2 separate regions of the Homo sapiens genome follow, and region 2 is linked to region 1. A link is a loop called in an ENCODE intact Hi-C map of the cell type or tissue named here. Cell type or tissue: mammary epithelial cell. All regions are shown on one strand. Links, peaks and the distances in the headings refer to the core of each region. The heading gives the core; the rest is flanking DNA.

Region 1 (10,360 bases), core at 1,311-9,310:
ATTAGATATTGTGGAGTACCTAATGAAAATATTAGAATGTATAAGGCATGGATTTCTAATTCATGTAATACCTTAAGAACTAGATTCTTGGAGAGAAAATATTGTCAGTTTCAGATAAAAGGATTTTAGATAGAAGATGAATGTCATCAAAATAAGCAGCAATGGAAAATAGAGACCAGATAAGTAAATTGGAGAATTGCATTACTCAGGAATAATTTTTGACTCAATAACAGACACACCCCCTCCCAATCAAATGGCAGTTTAAACAAATTTTGAGGGAGGTCTTATTTTGAGGAAGTGTAAAGGTAGGCAGGTTAGGGCTGGTGTGACCACTGTGTAACATGACCAAGTCTCTCATCAGAGACCAAGGCTTGCTTTGGCTTGTGGTCTGTAAGATGGAACCACACTTGCACTCATGCTCTAAGATATCTGCAGGGACCCTAGAGTCATCCCTGCGTCTCAGGAAGGAAGAAAGTAAAATGCCAAGGGAAAACAAAACGACATTGCTTATTCTTTAAGTAAAGAACTTGACACCTTTAAAGCCACCTTTTCAGGAGCCCACTCAGTGGCTTCTGTTTCTTTTTCATACAATTATATTTCATTGACTTTGATTGCATTCGACAGGATATAGCTATGCCTATCTGTGAATGAGCCTGGGAATAGAGCTTCGTATTTGGGCACATTATAAACCTGAAAAAAAAAATTTGTCTCTAAGAAACAAGGGGGTCATTATATTGTATAGGCAACTAGCATTCTCATTGCTTTTTCTCTCATTCGGGGAAATTAAGTATAATCAATACCTTGAGGCATAGTTTGCAGGTTCTATGCAAAAGCCTTCTCTGGGGTGAGCCAGGTAAGCAGCCAGGGAGTGAGACAGGGAATCTGAATACGGGCTCTAAGAAGTGAAGATGAAAAGCTCAGGGATGGGCATAGCATGAGGTTCATGCCCCGCAACTGCCTCACGCAGGAGGGACACGTGGGTAAGGAGACTGAGTTTAGGTAAGTGTGTTTTATAAATTCTCATTTCTCATATTTTGTGTTCTGGGATAATTTATTTTTTGTTTTTTGGAAATTAAGTGGGGAAAAATCCTAGTATTTAGCTTTTGATATTTGAATTTTTTGTTTTCTCCAACTGAACTTCTCTTGCATCTGACTTCAGAAACAGTCTCCAGTTTTGCTGGAGGAGCAATATAATGCTGTTCTCTGCCTAATGAAAGCAGTTAATAATGATTAATGCCAAAGAGTGAGTGCTCAGAGGGAGGAACAGAGCTGCTGGACAGTATCCACCTTTGATTGATGTGTTTCCATTGGCTTTTACCCTTCATTGTTTCTTTGCATCTGCAATGGCGTGAACTGCAAGCACCATTTTGAGGACAGTATGCTTCTTGTTGTAGTCTCTCACATATTCCACCACTCCACTGAGTTTCCCTAAGAATAAAACTCTTTTACAGTAATGGGTGTTTCCTTTTGAGAGCCACCAGGTGTAATTATTTTACCTTGTTGTATTTCAGTTAAAAAAAAATCATTCTTAATGTGAAAAAGCCTAAAAAATATATGAAGATTGCAAATTACATAAACGAATGGTCAAAGAACCTTAAGAAATAACTTACCCAAAGGTTAAAAAAAAGTAATTAAAATGTATATATAAAAGTTCCATTAATTTGGAAATATGAAACTTTTTTACTTATAAATTGGAAGGATGTTTTTAGTGACATTCAGGGTTGATAAGAATTCACCGTGGAGTAACTGGCCAGTGTGAATAAAGAGCCTTAAACATCTATACCCCTTTCCCAAGTAGTTTTATTTTACAGAGTCTACCTCAGTAAATGCTACAAAATGCAAAGGTTTATATATATGTATTAATACAATCTTTGAAATTTAATTTCTAATATTGGAAAAAAGAAAGCAACCTAAAAATCTAATAAGAGAATTAAATGGTTAAATAGAATGCTGAACCACACTAAAACAAAACAAAACAAAAAGGAAAAAACTTTTCAAAGGACAGTGAAAGACATGAGATGTTACTGATGTCATATGTAAAATAAGTAAGATTCAAAGATGCAAGAGAGGTTCAGTTGGAGAAAGAAATTCAAATATCAAAAGCTAAATCCTGGAGTTTTATAACATATATTGTATATAATCCGTTAACAAGAAATAATAGAAATTAAATGGGCCAAAAATCTAAAAGTAATAGACCCTGAGTGGTACAATTATGTATTACTCTTGTTTTCATCTCTTTTTTTATTTTCCCATTTTAGACAGTGAATCTATATTTGTTCAGTCATTAAAATGTGTTAAATATCTTAGTTAGCATGATGTTTGTTATTCACTGAAATATATGAAGTCAATTTCTAGGACAGATGAGAACAAAAATGCCACATAATCATGAGAATAAATTTTTAGACTTCTGTTTACCACAATTATAGAAATTAATTAACCTCAAGCAAGTAATTCAGTAGTAATAGAAATAGTTATCCAAATTAATATTTTTCATTTTCAAAACCATCTATGATGAGAAAATATTTGTCTATAATTCATTTATAATACAAGATTTTTATTGAAAAATTTTATTGTTAACACATTTTAAAAATTAATATGTGGTTCAGTTTCTTTTTATGATGAAATAGTTTTAGCAGACCAATGCTACTGACAAAGTCAACAAGAAAAGCTGTATAAAATACCAACAAAAAAAAATATATTTGAAGGAATGGGAATGCCGTTAAGGCAGCCAGTGCTTGAGAAACCCAGATCTCATAGGGAAAAGAAGCTGATTTGGGTGTGCAATTCTTCCCTCTCAGGCCATTTGCTGAATTTTACCCTGTGCAGGGAAAGAGGGTGAGAAGTTCAGCAGATAACTTGGATATAAGAAGAGAAGATGTCAGAACTTTCTGGGTTCTTACAGGGTTGGAAGAAAATATAGAAGGTTGAGACTTTTAAAGCCACCAGCCCTTTTGGGTCATGACCTTGGAGACAAAGGAGGTGCGAAAAAGGGAGCCAGCTATTCCACCCTGGTTTTTTTCTCCAAAGCATTTGCCAATTCAAGAACAGTGAAAGATTAGAGAATAAGAAGCCAAGAAGAAAGTGACTAACAAATTGATTAGAACTGGTGGGAGCGCTGGTGTGCTTGGAAAACAAATACTGAATTTCAACATCCATGAAGAAGCATGGACCTCATGTTCTTACAGAAGCGTATGGAAGTATTGGTGAATCAGAGAGATCAAACCTAGCAAAGACTGCCACCTCCCTGGCATCAGCTCAGTCGCTGATTGGACTTGTGAGATCTACCCCTAATTTTGATGACTGCCAGACAATAGGATAAATTATTTCAGGAGAATTATTACACCGTTCAGAGCTTCTACAGTGTCCTACATTCAATAAAAATATATCCAAACAAACAAAACAAATAAGCAGACAACAACAAACTAGGACTGTTAGGAAATACAGATGATAGAAAGAGAAAGGTGAGACAGATATTGGAATTATCAAATATGTGTGATATATGTTTAAGAGAGGACAAGATATAGAATTCAAAAGATATTTAGAATCAGTAAAAGAATGCAGTAACTAAGATCGAGAACTCAAGTAGTGCGTTTAACACAGATTGGGCATAACAGAAGAGAGAATTAGTCAAAACAAATAAGAGATAGACATTTAATGATGAAATATTTAAAGCTTTCTCCCAGTGATCGAGGACAAGGCAAGGATGCCTGATAGCACCACTTGTATTCATCATTGTTTTGGTGAACTTAGTCCATATATAAAGGCAAGAAAATTATAAAAAGACATAACAAATGGAAGGGAAGAAATAAACTGTTATTGTTCACCAATGACATAAAGTAATTTCTGGAAAACCATTAAAATTATTAAATAAAGTTCATAGAAAATAAGAATATAAGAAAAAATTAGTTGTACAACTATCCTAGCAACAATGTTAGACATGAAAGAGTATATTCTGCATAATTCCAATTACAAAAATTTCAAAAATTGATCTACAGTAATAGAAGCTAGGTTAGTGGTGGAGTTGGTGGGGGACAGAAGAGGAAATCTGGGGGTGTTAGTAATATTATTTTCTTTCACTTGAGTGTTAAATTGATCTGTTCACTTTATGACAATTCATTGAGTCATGAATTCATGATTTGTGCATTTCTCTGTATATGCATGATAAGTGATACTAAGATTGACATACTAGGAATATGAGACATCTACATAAGATTTTAAAGAGTGATAAGAGCCATAATTAAAATTATGATTAACACACTTTTATTCTTAATAAAGAGGAGTATGCATATGAATCAAGAAATTGGTAATTTTAGTTTTAGAGTCTTGTTGGCTTTTAAACATCTGTTCACTTTTGTGGTTCACAGATATTCAATTTTTATTGAAATTTAAATGTGAAAACACATCTGTTTCTCTGATTCATATTTTTATGGTCAACTCTGAAATGAGACAGTTGTGAACTGAGAAATTATTCAAAACACAAGGGATGTGTCTTCCTATTATTTGTGAGGAGGAAGTACAATAAAGTCCTGAAATCAGCAACTTGCATTGGTGGCTTGTTTACATAAGGAATATATTAAATATTTCCTTTTCTACTGTGGATTTCTGTCTTTCTCAATTAGACTATAAGGTCAATGTAAGAAGGGTTCCTAAATAAATGATTAAAGAAATTAAAGTGTGAATAGCAGAGCTACATTTTGAATTAGAGATTTTTAAAAATATTGTCAAGGTAAGGGACCTGCGGATGATATTTCTCATGGAAATCTATACTTGTTTAGATATTTTTTTTCCAGTCCAATGAGGTAATGTCTGATCGCCTAGATGCTTCTGTCACAACCTTAGCAAGGATCATGATTTCTCAATTGTATTGCTCAAGAGCCTTTGGCTGCTCTTACTGACCAGCCTATTACTCATCTTGTACACTTTGATTTATGTATTCACCACACTACCTTCAAGGTAATCTGGCCAAAATTTTATTTTCTAATTTTTCAGCTTAAAGTTTATTAAGACTTTAGGACACGTCTAGATTCCTTTCCTCTACCATACCCTCTTAGTTTCACTTCAAACCTCAGTGAAAGTGTGACCTTTTTCAAGAAGCTCTCAGGGCTGGAACCAGATATCTGTGATCTAGTTACATTTCCCACATTCTTACCACCTTGAGTTATAACATGTAGGATTATTTGTCTGCTCTGCCCAATAAAGTGTAAGACACCTGAGAAGGATTTAGAGTAAGAATAAAAGCAAGAGAGAGAGAGACTGAGAGAGATAATTAGCGTTTTTTTCTGAAAATGCATTGTCCTCTTAATGCTCATGGTACTGTTGGGTCTCAGCTTTCTCATCAGATTCTAAAATGCTCAAAAACTTTTTGATTAAAGTAAATGTAATTGTTGCCCTGCACCGTGGTCTTATATTTTCTCAGATATATACTAACAGCATTAGAAGCTGTACTTTACTTTCTTTCTTTTAGGAAGAATATTAAGTTAGTTTGTGTTTAAATGAACTAATTGTTTTGCAAATGTGTTTATAAGGAGATGATATACATTTTTTTTTCTTGTACCTTATGGTAAATACTTGAATGTTTGTATTATATATTTTCCCAGTATCTTCCTTTGACAGTAATTTTTATATCATGACCCTTATTTCATGTTGAAAAGCATAAATACATTCATGGTAATTGAAAATATTAATTACTTTTCTTTAGCATTTGTCCAAAATAAAAAGTAAGTATCACCAGTGATTTAAAATGCAAATTTTGAGAAATACAAAAATTGGATCAAGTTCTGGCTCCCCATCTGCTGGCCAGGTGACTTCTTTTTTTTCTTTTTTTTTTTTTTTAGTCAACTTTTAATTTCTAGGGTACATGTGCGGGATATGCAGGTTTGTTACATAGGTAAACATGTGCCATGGTGGTTTGCTGTACAGATCCGCCCATCACCTAGGTATTAAGCCAAGCACCCATTAGCTTTTCTTCCTGATGATATTCCTCCTCCCATGTCCCCCTTTTGACAGACCCCAGTGTGTGTTCTGCTCCCCCACAGCCCACTGATATGTCCATGTGTTCTCATTGTTAAGCTCCTACTTATAAGTGAGAACGTGCAGTGTTTGGTTTTCTGTTCCTGTGGTAGTTTGCTGAGGATTATGGATTCCAGCTCCATCCATGTCCCTGCAAAGGACATGATCTTTTTCCTTTTTATGGCTGCATAGTATTTCATGGTGTATGTGTACCACATTTTCTTTAGTCTATCATTGATGGGCATTTGGGTTGATTGCACGTCTTTGCTATTGTGAATAGTGCTACAGTGAACATATCCATGCATTTATCTTTATAGTAGAAGGAATTATATTCCTTTAGGTATATACCCAGTAATGAAATTGCTGGGTCAAAGGGTATTTATGCTTCTAGATCTTTGAGGAATCTCCACACTGTCTTCCACAATGGTTGAACTAATTTACACTCCCACCAACAGCGTAAAAGCATTCCTTTTTGTCTGCAACCTCTCCAGCATCTGTTGTTTCTTGACTTTTTAATAAAGGCTATTCTGACTGGTACGAGATGGTATCTCATTGTAGTTTTGATTTACGTTTCTCTAATGATCAGTGATGTTGACCTCTAATGATCAGTGATGTTGACCTTTTTTCGTATATTTGTTGGTCGCATGAATGTCTTATTTTGAGAAGTTTCTGTTCATGTCCTTTGCCCACTTTTTAATGGGGTTGTTTGTTTTTTTCTTATAAATTTGTTTAAGTTCCTTGTAGACTCTGGATATTAGACCTTTGTCAGATGGATAGAAGGCAAAAATTTTTTCCCATTCTGTAGGTTGTGTGTTCACTCTGATAATAGTTTCTTTTGCTGTCCAGATGCTCTTTAGTGTAATTAGATCTTATTAGTCAATTTTTGCTTTTGTTGCAATTGCTTTTGACGTTTTCATCATGAAATTTTTGCCCGGGTCTATGTCCTAAATGGTATTACCTAGATTTTCTTCTAGGGTTTTTATAGTTTTGGGTTTTACATTGAAGTCTTTAATCCATCCTGAGTTAATTTTTATATAAGATGTAAGGAAGGGGTCCAGTTTCCATTTTCTGCGTATGGCTAGCCAATTCTCCCAGCACCACTCATTAAGTAAGGAGTTCTTTCCCCATTGCTTGTTTTCGTCAGGTTTGTTGAAGATCAGATGGTTATAGATGTGCAGTCTTATTTCTGAGTTCTCTATTCTGTTGCATTGGTCTATGTGTCTGTTTTGTACCAGTACCATGCTGTTTTGGTTACCATGTGACTTTTTAAAAAAAATTATTTATTTATTTATTTATTTTTAGAGACAGGATCTCACTCTGTAGTTCAGGCTACACTTTATCTTAGCCAAAAGACCAAGAAGTCATGTCGCCCAGGCTAGAGTGCAGTGGTGCATTCATGGCTCACTGCAGCCTCAAACTCATGGACTCAAGAGATCCTCCTGCCTCAGCCTCCAGAGGATCTGGGCCTGCAGGTGCATGCCACCACACCTAGTTAATTTTTTTTACATTTTTTCAGCAACAGGGTGGCCATGTGACCTTATGTAAGTTACCTAAACCCTGTAAGTCTATGTGCCTCATCTGAAAAACTGATAAAAACAGAACCCTCTTTATAGGGTCATGGTGGAGAAGAATCAAACAGTGGACAAGGAATATTTAGTATAATGCCAGGAAACTAGTTGACTGGTCATAGTCACACAGATGCTTCAGGGCAGGCCTATTTCTTGCATACCTGTGATTTCAGGACATTTTCAGAAGTCCCAGACCTAGAACCCATAGGTGGAGAATCCAAATTTTTTGTCTGAGGACAATGAAGGTGTCAGTGAATATCTACTCCCTTACAAGAGCTTTGTTACAATTGTTCAAACCTATCAACTTCTAGATGGGGAAGACTGGAAGAAGGTTCAAGAAGTGTTTCCTCAGAAACACCCAAAATGCACGAGAAGGAAATAGACGCACCAAAGTTACCTCAATATAGTGATCATCACAGAATAAGAAACTTGAGCGGCCGGGTGTGGTGGCTCGTGCCTGTAATCCCAGCACTTTGGGAGGCCGAGGCGGGCAGATCACTGGAGGTCGAGAGTTTGAGACCAGCCTGACCAACATGGAGAAACCCTGTCTCTACTAAAAATACAAAATTAGCCAGGCATGGTGGTACATGCCTGTAATCCAGCTACTCGGGAGGCTGAAGCAGGAGAATTGCTCGAACCCGGGAGGTGGAGGTTGCAGTGAGCCGAGATCACGCCACCGCACTCCAGCCTGGGCAACAAGAGTGAAACTGAGAAAGAAACAAAGAAAGAAAAAGAAGGAAGGAAGGAAGGAAACAAGGGGGAGGGGGAGGAGGAGGAGGAGAAACAAAGAAGAGAAGAAGAGGAGGAGGAGGAGGAGGGGAGGAAAGGAGAAAGGAAGGAAGGAAGGAGAAATTTGTGCCATTGACTAACTGAGGCCAGTATCATGGTGGAAAAGCCTGTTACTAGTGTTGAGGTGAAGAAGCTTGACCATATAAGAGATACTTCTGAATTTATTCAGGTGAATATTGGGATATCACTGATTTTATCAGATTCATTATATTTAAGAGTAAGAAGGAAGAAAAGTGGAATTCTGGGATCATGAAGAGTTCAGAATAAATGGGAAAAGGAAATGCAGCACTAAAAACATGACCAAAATCAATCAACAAAAGTCAGTCAACAAATATATGTTAGGTACATATGTGAATTACATTGGTGTTCAAAATAGAATCTTTGACTTTAAGTGCATACATTTTAATTAGTAAGAAGAGGGCTCCAAAAACATGTAAATAGGCAGCAAGACAATACATGCTTTTGGCAAGTGCTATTATGAACTATGACCACACAGTAAGAGATGAATATGGGTGGTAGAGAAGGCTTCTTTTTTTTTGAGACAGAGTCTCACTCTGTCGCCAGGCTGGAGTGCAGTGGCACAATCTCGGCTCACTGCAACCTCTGCCTCCTGGGTTTAAGTGATTCTCCTGCCTCAGACTCCCGAGTAGCTGGGACTACAGGTGCGCACCACCATGCCCAGCTACTTTTTTTGTTTTTTGTTTTTTTTTTTTTGTATTTTTAGTAGAGACAGGGTTTCACCATGTTGGCCAGGATGGTCTCGATCTCTTGACTTCGTGATCTGCCCACCTCCGCCTCCTAAAGTGCTGGGATTACAGGCATGAGCCACTGTGCCTGGCCTGAGAAGGCTTCTTAGATGACTTATGTGTTGAGAAATAAATGACAAGACAGTGAACAAAATTTGGGGGGAATTCTTTACAAGCGGAAGTAACAACAAATAAAAAATGCCAAGTTTGCCGATTTCAGGAACGAAAAGGATCACTGTGTTCAGATGATCATAACTGAGGCCGAGGAACAGAGAAAGATGAGTTCAGATCTTGTTCTGAAAACAGACCATGCAGGGCCCTGAAGTCCAAGTTTGGATTTTATTCCAAATTAATGAAGGCCCTTGGAAGATTTTTAGAAGGGGAAGGTGACATACTTTTCTTTCCTTTGAGAGATCACTGTGGCTGCTATGTGGTGGATGCCTCCAGGGACCCGAAGGTGGGGACAAAGGCCAACTAAGAAACACAACAGGAGTTCAGGTAGAAGATGATGGTGGCTTAGACTGGGAGCGGTGGAAATGGTATCATAATTTCCATTTGACATCCATTTTACCAAAGGTTTGAGATTTGGAATATGAGTGAAAGGGAGGAATCAAGGTCATTTTTGGTCTGAGTTACTGTCTGAAGAGTCATGCCATTAACAGAGAAACAGAAGGCATTGAGGAGCTGACTCGATGGTGGCATGGGCAAATCAGTGGTTCTCCTTCGGTCATGTTACATTTGAGGTGCTTATGATATAAAGTGAGAAGTTCAATACACACGTCTGAAAGTAAAAAGAGAAGTCTGTGTTAGACATGTAGATGTCATGTCTTCAGAATGCAGATCGGTGTAAAGCTCTGGGCCTGGATGCAACCACCCAGGGAGAAAGTCTACTTATGGGAAAGGCTGGGGACAAAGCAACATTTCCAGGTCTGGGAGGAGAGACCTGGAAACCAAGAAGAAAGGGTCAAAGCAGTGCTGAGGAACAGGCAGATTTCAGTTAGAGCAAAAAGATAAAAGCAATGTTCAGAGAAGAAGGTGTATGGGTATAGATGACCTTGGTGATGACAGATTAAATTTCACAGACATTAGGAAGGGAGTGCAGAGGAGAAGGGGCCACGAGGAATAGATCAGAATAGTGACGCATTTCCTTTTGGTGGCGTGCAATCTGGAGACAGATTTCTGAAGATGACTGAGGTGAAAGTGATGCAAGGAATGATGCACTTGCTTAAAAGCAAAGTGTGCCATGAA
Region 2 (10,360 bases), core at 1,314-9,313, 57 kb after region 1:
GATCCAGGTTATCAGATTCTTGGACAAATCATTGTTTGTAATATTCTATTATTATCCTTTTAATGTCCATAAGGTAAGATATAATCATCTCTCTCTTAATTTTCATATTGAACATTTGTGTCTTCTCTCTTTTTACTTGTTTAGCCTGGCCTAATATTTATCAATTTTATTGATCTTTTCAAATAGCCAACTTTTGTTTTATTGATTTTCTCTGTTGGTTTTCTATTTCCAGTTGTATTGATTTGTCATGGAATTGATTGTATTTCTTTTCTTATGACCAATTTAGTTTTATATTGCTCTTCTTTAGTGTTTTAAAGTGAAAGATTACATCACTGATTTTATATTTTTCATTGCTTCTGATTGCATTCATGCTGTAAATTTCTTTCCAAGTATTACTCTTGCTGTATCCTACACATTTTCATAATATGTATTTTCATTTTCCATATAGTACTAATTAAATTTGAAAAAAAAAGGCAGAAAACAAAAAAAAGACAGAATATTTTTCTATGCAATACAGATTAAATGATTTCAGTTGTGTCAAATTGTGATAATTCTTACCAACCTAGGGTCAGTAAGAAACATGAGCATTTGAGAAGTTCATAGCCCAATTGAGCTGGTACTAGAAGCTCTCTTTCTCTTCATTTTTGGTTTCTTGTACAACAGATTCTCTGCCTTCAAAGATGGACAACTTTTTATTTAACTCTTTAAGGACATCTGGACTTTAAGTGGACTTTGGTTTTCATGGAGAAGTAAAGATGTACTCAATTTAACAATTATTCATTGAGTAGATAGGGGCGTAGGGGTGCCAGTTTTCTAACTTGGCTCTACTCTACAGTTTGATTTGTGGGTAAAAATGAGAAAGATGTTTTGAAAAAGACAATTTCAATCTCCTCCAAGTTTTTGAAGATCCACTGTGTCTCAGGCATTGTGTTAGGCACTCTGAAGACTACAGTGCTGACAGAAGTAATACTCAGAAAATTCATAGTAGAGTAGTGGATTCATTTGACACATAACTATATACCATGAGATGGAAGTCAAAAAAGTTCCACAGGAGGTAAAAAAAAAAAAATAAGGTATTACAGAAATTCAGAGGAGAGACAATGAGTCTCACTTAGGGATATTAGGTAAATCTTCACAGAAGGGTAGTCGCTTTTTGCTGAGCTTTGAAAATTACTCAGAACCTGAATGTGTATAGTAAGGGAAAGGTACTTCTACCTCTGCAAAAACATGAGGTCAGAAAAGCATGACAAATGTGCAGGAAACAATGAATGGGCCAGTTTGGTTAAAGGGAGAAGAGAAGGAATACAATTGGAAATGTAGCTTCTGTTTTTCAAGAAGCTAAAACATAACAAAGGCTAGAGTAGGTAAACTCTATGCCATGAGTATTAGGAAGTTATACGGGACTAAATATCAAGGCAAGTTGTGCTGTAGGAATCTACGAGCCAGAGTATTGGAGAGACATGACAGGAAGTTTTTTCCAACGTTGTGATGGTGATGTAAGTGGGAATGTTGGAGGTGGTTTCAACAAGACTTGACAACAAGCTGGATGAGGGCAGTAAGGGAAATTCAAATGAGACTCAAAACATCATGAACTGGTTGATTGAAAGGATAGCTGTTACATTAAAAGAAATGAGAAAGACAAGCAGCTTTTGGAAAGAAAATCATATATGGATGTAGGAGATCGGTCAGGGTGGTGGGAAAAATTGTAGAAGATGCAAACCTTCTTGGAAGGCTGGAAGATTTTACAAAAGCTTTGGAAAAGGATTTGGCTGAAGGCAGCCAGATTCTCTTATCTGGTGAAACTAATCTAAATAAGTAAGTTAACATAGGCCTTGGAACCTGGGCTTTGATCATCTGAGTGCAGGACTACTCTCTCTGGGGAGGGGAGGGGACGGGAGAGACCATGTAAATTGCCCACAAGTGTGTTGACTCAGAGCCTTTGTGATTAAATCTATACTGAATAAATGCCTGCAGTGCCAGCTTGTCAGGGCCACGGCTGCTGACTCTTTACAGCACCCTCCTTGGTGTCTGGTGTCTGTGAGCAGCCTGGTCCCCTAGCCCACTCTTTCACTGGATACCTGTGTCTGGGTGCATTTGTTCATCCGTTGTTCCACCAGGGTCTATGGGTCGGACCCTGCCTATGTAGCTCTGGAGGTATTAAGTGGGGATGCTAATAGAACACAAAGTGTGGAATCATGAAAGGGGAATGTAGGAGAAAATCAGGGGCTGGAGATACAGCCCTGTGGTCTTGGCAGTTATCTGAAAGCCCAAAATTTAATGGATTTTTCAAGAAAGAAATTATGGAGAGATTAAAAAAGATGATTAAAGATAAACATTGGGTGAATACCTGCACTTATTCATTCAGTAAAAAAAAAAAAAAAAAAAGTAGAAGAATAAATAGAGACAAAGGAGGAGTGTTGAATGAGGCCAAGAGAATTTTGTGGCATGCCAATAGAGAAGAGACTTGCAAGGAGAGAAAGTGCCTGTGAATATCAAATATATACCTTCAAATGATGTGGTGGTTGAAAGAGACAAGAATTAAGAAATCCTGCTGTGTCTCACTTTCTAAAGTGAAATATAGAAGCAAAGCAACACATTGGGAAGAGTGTAGACATTGGAATCAGAGGAACTAGAGTCAGTTCCGATCTGGCTGAGCCAATTATCGGTCACATGTTTACATGCATGCTACTTTTAAACTTTAATGGTTTCAGTTTTTGGGTTTTTTGTTTGTTTCTTTGTTTGTTTTTACTTTGCATGTAAATCAAGCTAGGTGAAAAAGACCACAATTACCTCATTTATTTGTTTATTTATTTACTTTTTTCCTTTTTTGCTAACCTGTGTGACAAGAACAGTCATTAGCCTTAGAAAGTGCCAGAGCACTTGCTGATTGAGTGCATGTTAAAGGTATGGCAGCGACATTTTTCTTGCAGATTTAGTAGTCCCCCATTCGTATCCGATGTTTTTCCCAGAATATTTTTTAAAAGAATGTCAGACATTCCTAGTATCCTGTCTTTCTTTCAGGATCCCAATTTTCTCCAGGGGAGCAACATATGCTGGATTAAAAAACCGCTCTCCCAGACCTTCTCTGGCTGTTAGGAGGCACTTGTTGCATGGCCTGTGAGGTAGGGATGTGGTATAACCCAGGGAAAATCTCTCTTATTTAATTTAAAAAGCAAAAAAAAAAAAAAAAACAACAACAACAAAAAAAAATAGTTTTCCAAGAAACCCTCTCCAGGAGACTTCTGCTTACCTCTCAGTGATCAAAAACCTTTTCACCACAGTTACTTACCACGTCCTACCGATCCGCATTCTCGCAAGTGTCCTTCACTCCATTTACTCTACTGCATTTTTCACTGTATTTCTCATGCCAAAACTTGGGCTTCTCCACCAGTCTGCACACGTTCATGCTCTCAATTCTCACAGCCATCTATTTCATTCTCCACTAAACTGTTAGAGGGATTTCTGTAGAAATTAAAGAAATTCCTATCACTCCTAAAAAAAAAAGAAAAAATAATTATAATAATTAATTGCAAACCATTAAGCATTGGTTACTCATCCTCCCTGTGGAGAGCTGAATGGAGGGGGAGCAGATGGAGCAAGGTTCACTCCTGAGGGTCCTGCCAGAGCAAATGGTCAGGAGAGAACGGTGTCAACAGCTTCAGAGAGGCTAATCAGTGTGAATGATGAGCGTATCTGTCCCTGGGAGAAGAGCAGGGACCACTTTGTCCATGGTGCTTGATTTTGTATCCCCTAGTGCATAGCAAAATGCTCTGTTGATAACAGATACTCAGTAACTCTTCGCTAGGCAAATAGTTGATTCAGAGAGACCCTGCTGTAAGGTAATGCACATATCAGGAAAAGGAATAAAGGGTCGAGCGGAAACTGAAATGGAAGAAATTGAAATGGAATATCATGCAATCTAATGGTGTGTTGGTGGCAGGCAATAAACAGGTGTACATCCTGGTATATAGCTGTCACAAATACAATGTTACATATATACCAAAAGATAAACATCTGAAAAACCAGGAACCAATGTCAGGAACCAAACCAAAAAAAATGTGCCAAACATGAATCCAAGCTAATGTTAATTTTTATGCAATAATAGAGAGACACCATTACTTCCACTTGTATCTGTTGTTATTTGTAAGCAGAGAGGTATACAGATAAACTAATATAGTACCAAATGCCATTTGTATGAAAGTTACCCTTTTGTTTTATTAGTAAGCAATAGGAGAACAATCAATAAATACTGCCACCAGTGGTAATGTGACTAGCCTTGCAAATTGGTCTGGATGGCATGGTGTGTGCAATGAAGAATAGCGCTAAGACTCCATACTGATAAAAATGCAAATGAAGAAGTATTTTCTATCAAGAAAGGTGGTATAATTCCATTTAAAATTATTGCAAGATTTCTTTCTCTCAAGTCATCTCCTATGCTACATTCAAATTTATTATGTTAAGCTAGAACTCTGTTGTAAGTTCTTTCAAACAATTACATGCCAAATTGACTATGCATAAAGAAGAATGTGTTGGATGGGAAATGAGATCCTATGGTTTACACATTTCTTTCTTAAAACTCTCTGCTTCAGCTGGTTATTTCCTCATCCTCTCACTCCTTTCCTGTGGTTGCTTCACAGGCCACGGCACATGTTCCTGTGGTCGCTGTGTTTGTGAGAGAGGATGGTTTGGAAAGCTCTGCCAACATCCGCGGAAGTGTAACATGACGGAAGAACAAAGCAAGAATCTGTGTGAATCAGCAGATGGCATATTGTGCTCGGGGAAGGGTGAGTATCTCTGCTGGTGCCTGGACTCCATTCCTGTTCTGACACATGATTTGTAGAACAGCATGTAGCAACTGTCTTTCCCAGACTGAACTTTGCATGAAAGCAAACCACTATGTCCTCTGCTGTCCCCAACTTGAAGCTTGAAGATTAACCAAATGAAGTTTTGGATCTAAGAAAATGAAATGCGTGTGAGAGGATTCATGCAAAAATATCCTTGTATGCAAAGTTATTGCTGAATGAAATAGAATTAATACTTTTATCAAGAAATTAGGACAACAAAATATACCAGATACTAAATGGACCCAAAAATGGGGAAAAAAGGCAAAAGAATGATTATTGGGCTCACCTCTGAAACAACACAGCTCAGAACTACAGAAAAGTAATCACAAGCATCTGAGCTGCCCAAAGATATGACTTTGGGAACTTCTGGGGCTAAATTATTTAGCTGTATGTGGAGCAGGGGAAGATTGAAGGTGTGAGAAGACATAAAAGGAGACAAAATATTTAATTTAGTTTAATTTTTTTAAAAAGGAAAGAAAAGCTATGGGGGAGGGGTAGTATCCCACAAGTCTGATGGAATTTTCTTTGCCCTAAAAATCACCAATTGTTCCAAGTAAACATGTGCAGCCTGATATAAGAAAATAGGTAATTGTTCGGTTGGGCACCGTGGCCCATGCCTGTAATTCTAGCACTTTGGGAGGCCAAGGCGGGTGGATCACTTGAGGTCAGGAGTTCTAGACCAGCCTGGCCAACGTGGTGAAAAATACAAAAATCTACTCTATTAAAAAAAACACAAAAAAATTAGCCAGGCATTGTGGCTCACACCTGTAATTACAGTTACTTGAGAGGCTGGGGCAGGGGAGGAGCTTAAACCCAGGACGTGGAGGTCGCAGTAAACTGAGATCACACCACTGCACTCCAGCCTGGGCAACAGAGCAAGACTCCATCTCCCAGAAAAAAAAAAAAAAAAGGTAATAATTAAACAAAGAAAACAAAAGCCTGCCAAATGGTTATAACCTACAAGTTGGTTGAATAGAAGCCACCAACCCAATAAAACATTTGCCATGGAAACATATTAAAGGAAAAAGCAAGCCTTCTCCATCTCCCATCCTACACACATGCAAACACACACACACACACACACACACACACACACACACACACACATACACACAAATTGGAAGAGGATTCCCCTGAGTAAAGAATGCTAATAGATTAAATTTTGAACACCTTGATTTTGATGTTTCTGTATACTATTCTTGAAGGGACTTTAAAATCCTGCCATTGTAATGCATATGGCATCATCTAGAAAGCTGTTGTGTTCTTCTTTGCTAGTGACTAGGAAGACACAGGGAGCCTGAAAGATTCTCACCTCATGTCTGGGGAGCAGCGCTTCAAAGAAACTGAAGTTAGGGGCTTCCCAGCTCTCCTCTTCAGCTCAGTATCCTCTTTACACCACAGACACACTTTTTTTTTTCTGACAAGGCACAGCTCTGGCTGAAGCTTCATTTACCCTCAAAACCTCTGCTGGTCAGGATGACCAGGTAAATAATTTTCTGAAGAAGACAGCAAAGCAAAAGTGTGCTAGAGACACTGAATCCTGTTGCCAAAGAACCACACCAGTGAGGCTGCCACACACGAAGGAAGGAGGTCTCTGAAGCAAGATGTGCCGTGTGTCCCCTAAACAGTAGCTTTTGTTTTGCCTCGTATGCAAGACCAATGCTATCAAGTTGAAAGAGACTTTTTGGCAGAACTTCAGACATCAAAGAGGATGGATGCTGTGACTATCTGTGGTGCCAAGAAGGGGGATGAAAATGAATGCAGATGTATTCACTTCAATAGATGACAGTGTCCTTGGTTTCCAGGAGTTCTGTGTTCAACACTTGTATTTACAATGCTCAGGCAAGGAGGCCATGCCATCAACCTAATGTCATTACAGCAGGCAGGTGGAAAATGAGTTTAAAGCAATCGCTTTGTGCCTTGTTTGTTCTCTCACTAATTCAATCTAATCTCAAGCCCCAAACAGATCTTCCACCAGTTCTGTTCTCAGGGGGCTTCAGCCCCTAGAAACACCTACCTTGAATTCAAGCTGTGTTGGGACAACCAAAAAGAAGGAAAGGTTAAAAGGAAGAAAACAAGGGAAAGAATTGGGGAGAAGGAGATTAAGGAAGAAAAGCAGGAGGCCGGGCGCGGTGGCTCACGCCTGTAATCCCAGCACTTTGGGAGGCCGAGGCGGGTGGATCATGAGGTCAGGAGATCGAGACCATCCTGGCTAACAAGGTGAAACCCCGTCTCTACTAAAAATACAAAAAATTAGCCGGGCGCGGTGGCGGGCGCCTGTAGTCCCAGCTACTCGGGAGGCTGAGGCAGGAGAATGGCGTGAACCCGGGAAGCGGAGCTTGCAGTGAGCCGAGATTGCGCCACTGCAGTCCGCAGTCCGGCCTGGGTGACAGAGCGAGACTCCGTCTCAAAAAAAAAAAAAAAAAAAAAAAAAAAGAAAAGCAGGAAAGGAGGCAGGGATGGAATTAAACTGCAAGAGAGAAGTAGGAGAGAATAAAAGAGATGTTATCAGAGGGGAATGATCTGTGTATAAAAAGATACTGAGAATGAATCGTTTTTGAATTAGATTTTTTTTTCCTCTGAGCATGGCTTCAGACATAGAGCACTTAAGTTTAGATACTTTTTTACTTGGTTTTCTGTAATGGCATTGTCACTGGGATAAGAATAGAAGCTTTTCACAGAAGCTCTACTGAAAAAGATACCCATACATATTAAAACACTAGTGTGCTTATTTATATTTGTTTATTTTAAGAGTCAACTATTGTTTGTGTTTGTGTGTTTACTACGCTCACTATTGAATCATTAACACTTTCCATAAGCGGGTCTTCCCTAAGACCTGTCCAACTGCGAGTACAGGAAGAACACACAAAGCCATACCCTCCAGGGTAACAAATAGCAGTCTTCCATTTCCTAAACTGAAGGTCATGTAACAAGAGTTGTTTCTTCTCAGAAAATAAATATGCTTATGAAAGTCATTACAGCCCTAGGAAAGATTCTCATCTTTCAGCATCATAAATGTAGAAAATACAAAGAAAAAAATAGGTTGACTAAATATTGACTCAAAGGCATTTCCTGAAAACAAAACAAAACAAAGCCAAAGAGTCCCTCTAGCTAATGCCTTTGCAAATTGTTTGCTTTGGGAGGTGGCGATATATTCAGAGATCAATGAAGGGTTGAAAGCATATTTGTGTAAACTATTTGTTTATCCTTCAATGGGTAGGGAGTTTGGGAGTCCTTAAACTTAAAAGGGAATATGAAAGCTGCCTCAAGGCTGCACATTTTGACATTCATGTTAGTGGACCGGCCTCCGGACTGTTGGCAGCAGCTGATCGTGATCTCCCTTCTTTTCCCCTTTTATGGAGACATCAATGCTGGATTATCGATGACGAAAGGGGATAAAACCAGGATCATGGAACTGTGATCTATGATAGGCGCAGAGGATAATGGGGATGCCACAGTTACTCCTGGTTCCAGTGGGGAGCACTACCCCACAACCCACCCTGAGAACCACAGGAAAAGTAATGCATGAAATAGACTAAGGGACTTTAACATGGTGATGGAAAAGAAAAACCTGTTTCCGATTTTTTGACTGGGGCCATGTATTTCTAGATCAATTTCATGGACTTGTCCAAATTTTCTATCATTTTTCTCAAATTTGTCAATGAAAGTCCCTCACCCTGATGGTCACAAAAGATGTTCAAGTTCTTTCTTTATTTGATTATGGGACAGATCTTAGCAGTGGGCATGAGATCGCCATGGCACACAGCTTGGTGGCCTGTACCCACCAAAAGGCTGAAACGTGCACTTCCCATGAGCTGTGAATAAAGCTGTCACCTCAGGAGACGATGAAGAAATAGCGTTTTATTTCTTTACAAATTTATAGCCAAGACAATAAATCACTCCATAGAAAAATTTAAAACAAGATACATTCTTGTGACCTTCATAACAGATGGAGTAGTTAGTACAATAGTGAAAACTGCCTGCTGGGATGTCAGGTTGCAGCATTTTGTCAGGCTTGAATGAAAAAGAAAGTCCAACATTAGTAATGGAATGGGCAACTGACAAAGGTGCCTTGCCCTTAGACTCAAATTGTTTTTGTGAATAACCAAGAGAGATGAGGTTAGTGCAGTGCCGGGTCTTCCCTAAGCTTAGCTACCTTTGCAAAGTACATGATATAATTCATTGTGGGTTGTTTTGTTCATTTGGGGATTTATTTGGCTTCAAGACTACACAATTATATCTTTGCCTTGACTACTTCAAGCTAGATCCAGATAATCACGTCCAATCTTCTTACAGATGCTGTTGTGTGACAATGGCTGTAAACACATGTCATTAACTGTCTCCTTAAACTCTCACAGTGATACTTCTTGGGTCCCACATCTTCCAAAGAAGTCCAGCATACACACACACTCACCCACCCACAACCTGTCCCACATCCCCAGAAAAGAGAAAGAGTGAAAGATGCTTCACAAAATCGGCCTCAGCCTGGTGTTCAAGTTGCCTCGCTCAATATGCCTGTGCAGTCAGACCTGCAGGAAGAAACAGCTCATTTTTAAACTACTGTATATGAAAGTTTTTGCCTGGAGATACATCACAGATAGGCAGATCACTAAAAAGAAGAGTGGATTGAATCAGAGTGAAGTCTTCAGTTAACTGTTTGTTTATTGCCTGTGAGGTCCAGGACAGTTTCCTTTATTCTCTCTTCCATTCTCATCTTTGAAGGTAAAATTTCATTTCTTTCCCCTTCCTATGTCCTAAGATGCCCTGAAGACACATGAGAAAATGTGGCTGATTCCCCAGGGATGGAAGCCAGCAAAAATGCACAGAAGGGAGATGGGAACATTCTCAAGGGTCCTTATATTGAGAAAGAAAATGAATGGATTAGTGGTGCTGTGGTGATGAACTATCTGCCCTAAAACTCCTGCCAAGATCAGCCAGCTGTTCTCTGGCTAGGCTGGGTCTCAGGGGTGTGAGTGGGTCTTGGCCAGCTGAGTTGAACCATTTCTCACCTCTTGATAGTCATGCAGCCTACATCTGTCTGATGGAACCCTCTCCCTGTGTGCTTCCCATTTAAGAGAGGCACAATTTGACCCATGTTATGGAAGAAAACAGCTAGAGCGTTCTACAGGAAAAGTGCTATAATAGGTCCTAATAACTATTCACACTGTGTTATTACTATGTGCTATCTAGTTCTAGTTTCACAAGCAGTAGAATAATTTCCTACCTCTAAGATGCACTGAGCATTGACAAACAGGAAAGAATAACACAGCTGGGAAAATGCTGACCTAGAAATGCTACTGTTTCATGACACATACAAAATCAATCCTCATTTTTTATTCTAAGTATTTCAGCGACTAGTAGACTTTCAGAACTGGAATTTACTCATCAAATGTTCTATCCATATATGCCATATTAGCTTTAGCTGAGCTTACCAGTTTTCTGAAAATGCTCTACTATGGCATGAAGCTAAGCATTCCAGAAGCAAGAGCAGTGATTAGAATAGTTCCAGGGCCAGA

The links. Hi-C counts contacts between places; a loop is a spot of excess contacts. Peaks named below come from ENCODE experiments on the same cell type or tissue, not always from the same donor. Only the 100,000 strongest peaks of a DNase experiment are listed, where the experiment ranks them.
Region 2: it touches region 1 in a loop (5-fold over the local background); 2 of 110 quality-filtered maps call a loop at or near these places.

The regions. Positions count from the first base shown.
Region 1 is chr13:101,644,804-101,655,163 of GRCh38, forward strand. The region is part of intron 7 of ITGBL1 (integrin subunit beta like 1); the gene reads left to right. Among named protein-coding and RNA genes, the nearest start is that of ITGBL1, 200 kb to the left of the region's middle. In mammary epithelial cell, for the core only: no CTCF peak of the experiment used is centred there; a DNase peak (open chromatin) is centred at 4,858.
Region 2 is chr13:101,702,119-101,712,478 of GRCh38, forward strand. It overlaps ITGBL1 (integrin subunit beta like 1), which reads left to right. Exons shown (of 11, transcript NM_004791.3): 9 at 4,638-4,784. FGF14 (fibroblast growth factor 14) reads right to left here. Exons shown (of 5, transcript NM_004115.4): 5 at 8,686-10,360. Among named protein-coding and RNA genes, the nearest start is that of FGF14, 210 kb to the right of the region's middle. RefSeq lists an enhancer at 5,831-6,355. In mammary epithelial cell, for the core only: no CTCF peak of the experiment used is centred there; a DNase peak (open chromatin) is centred at 4,713; H3K27me3 peaks cover 715 bases.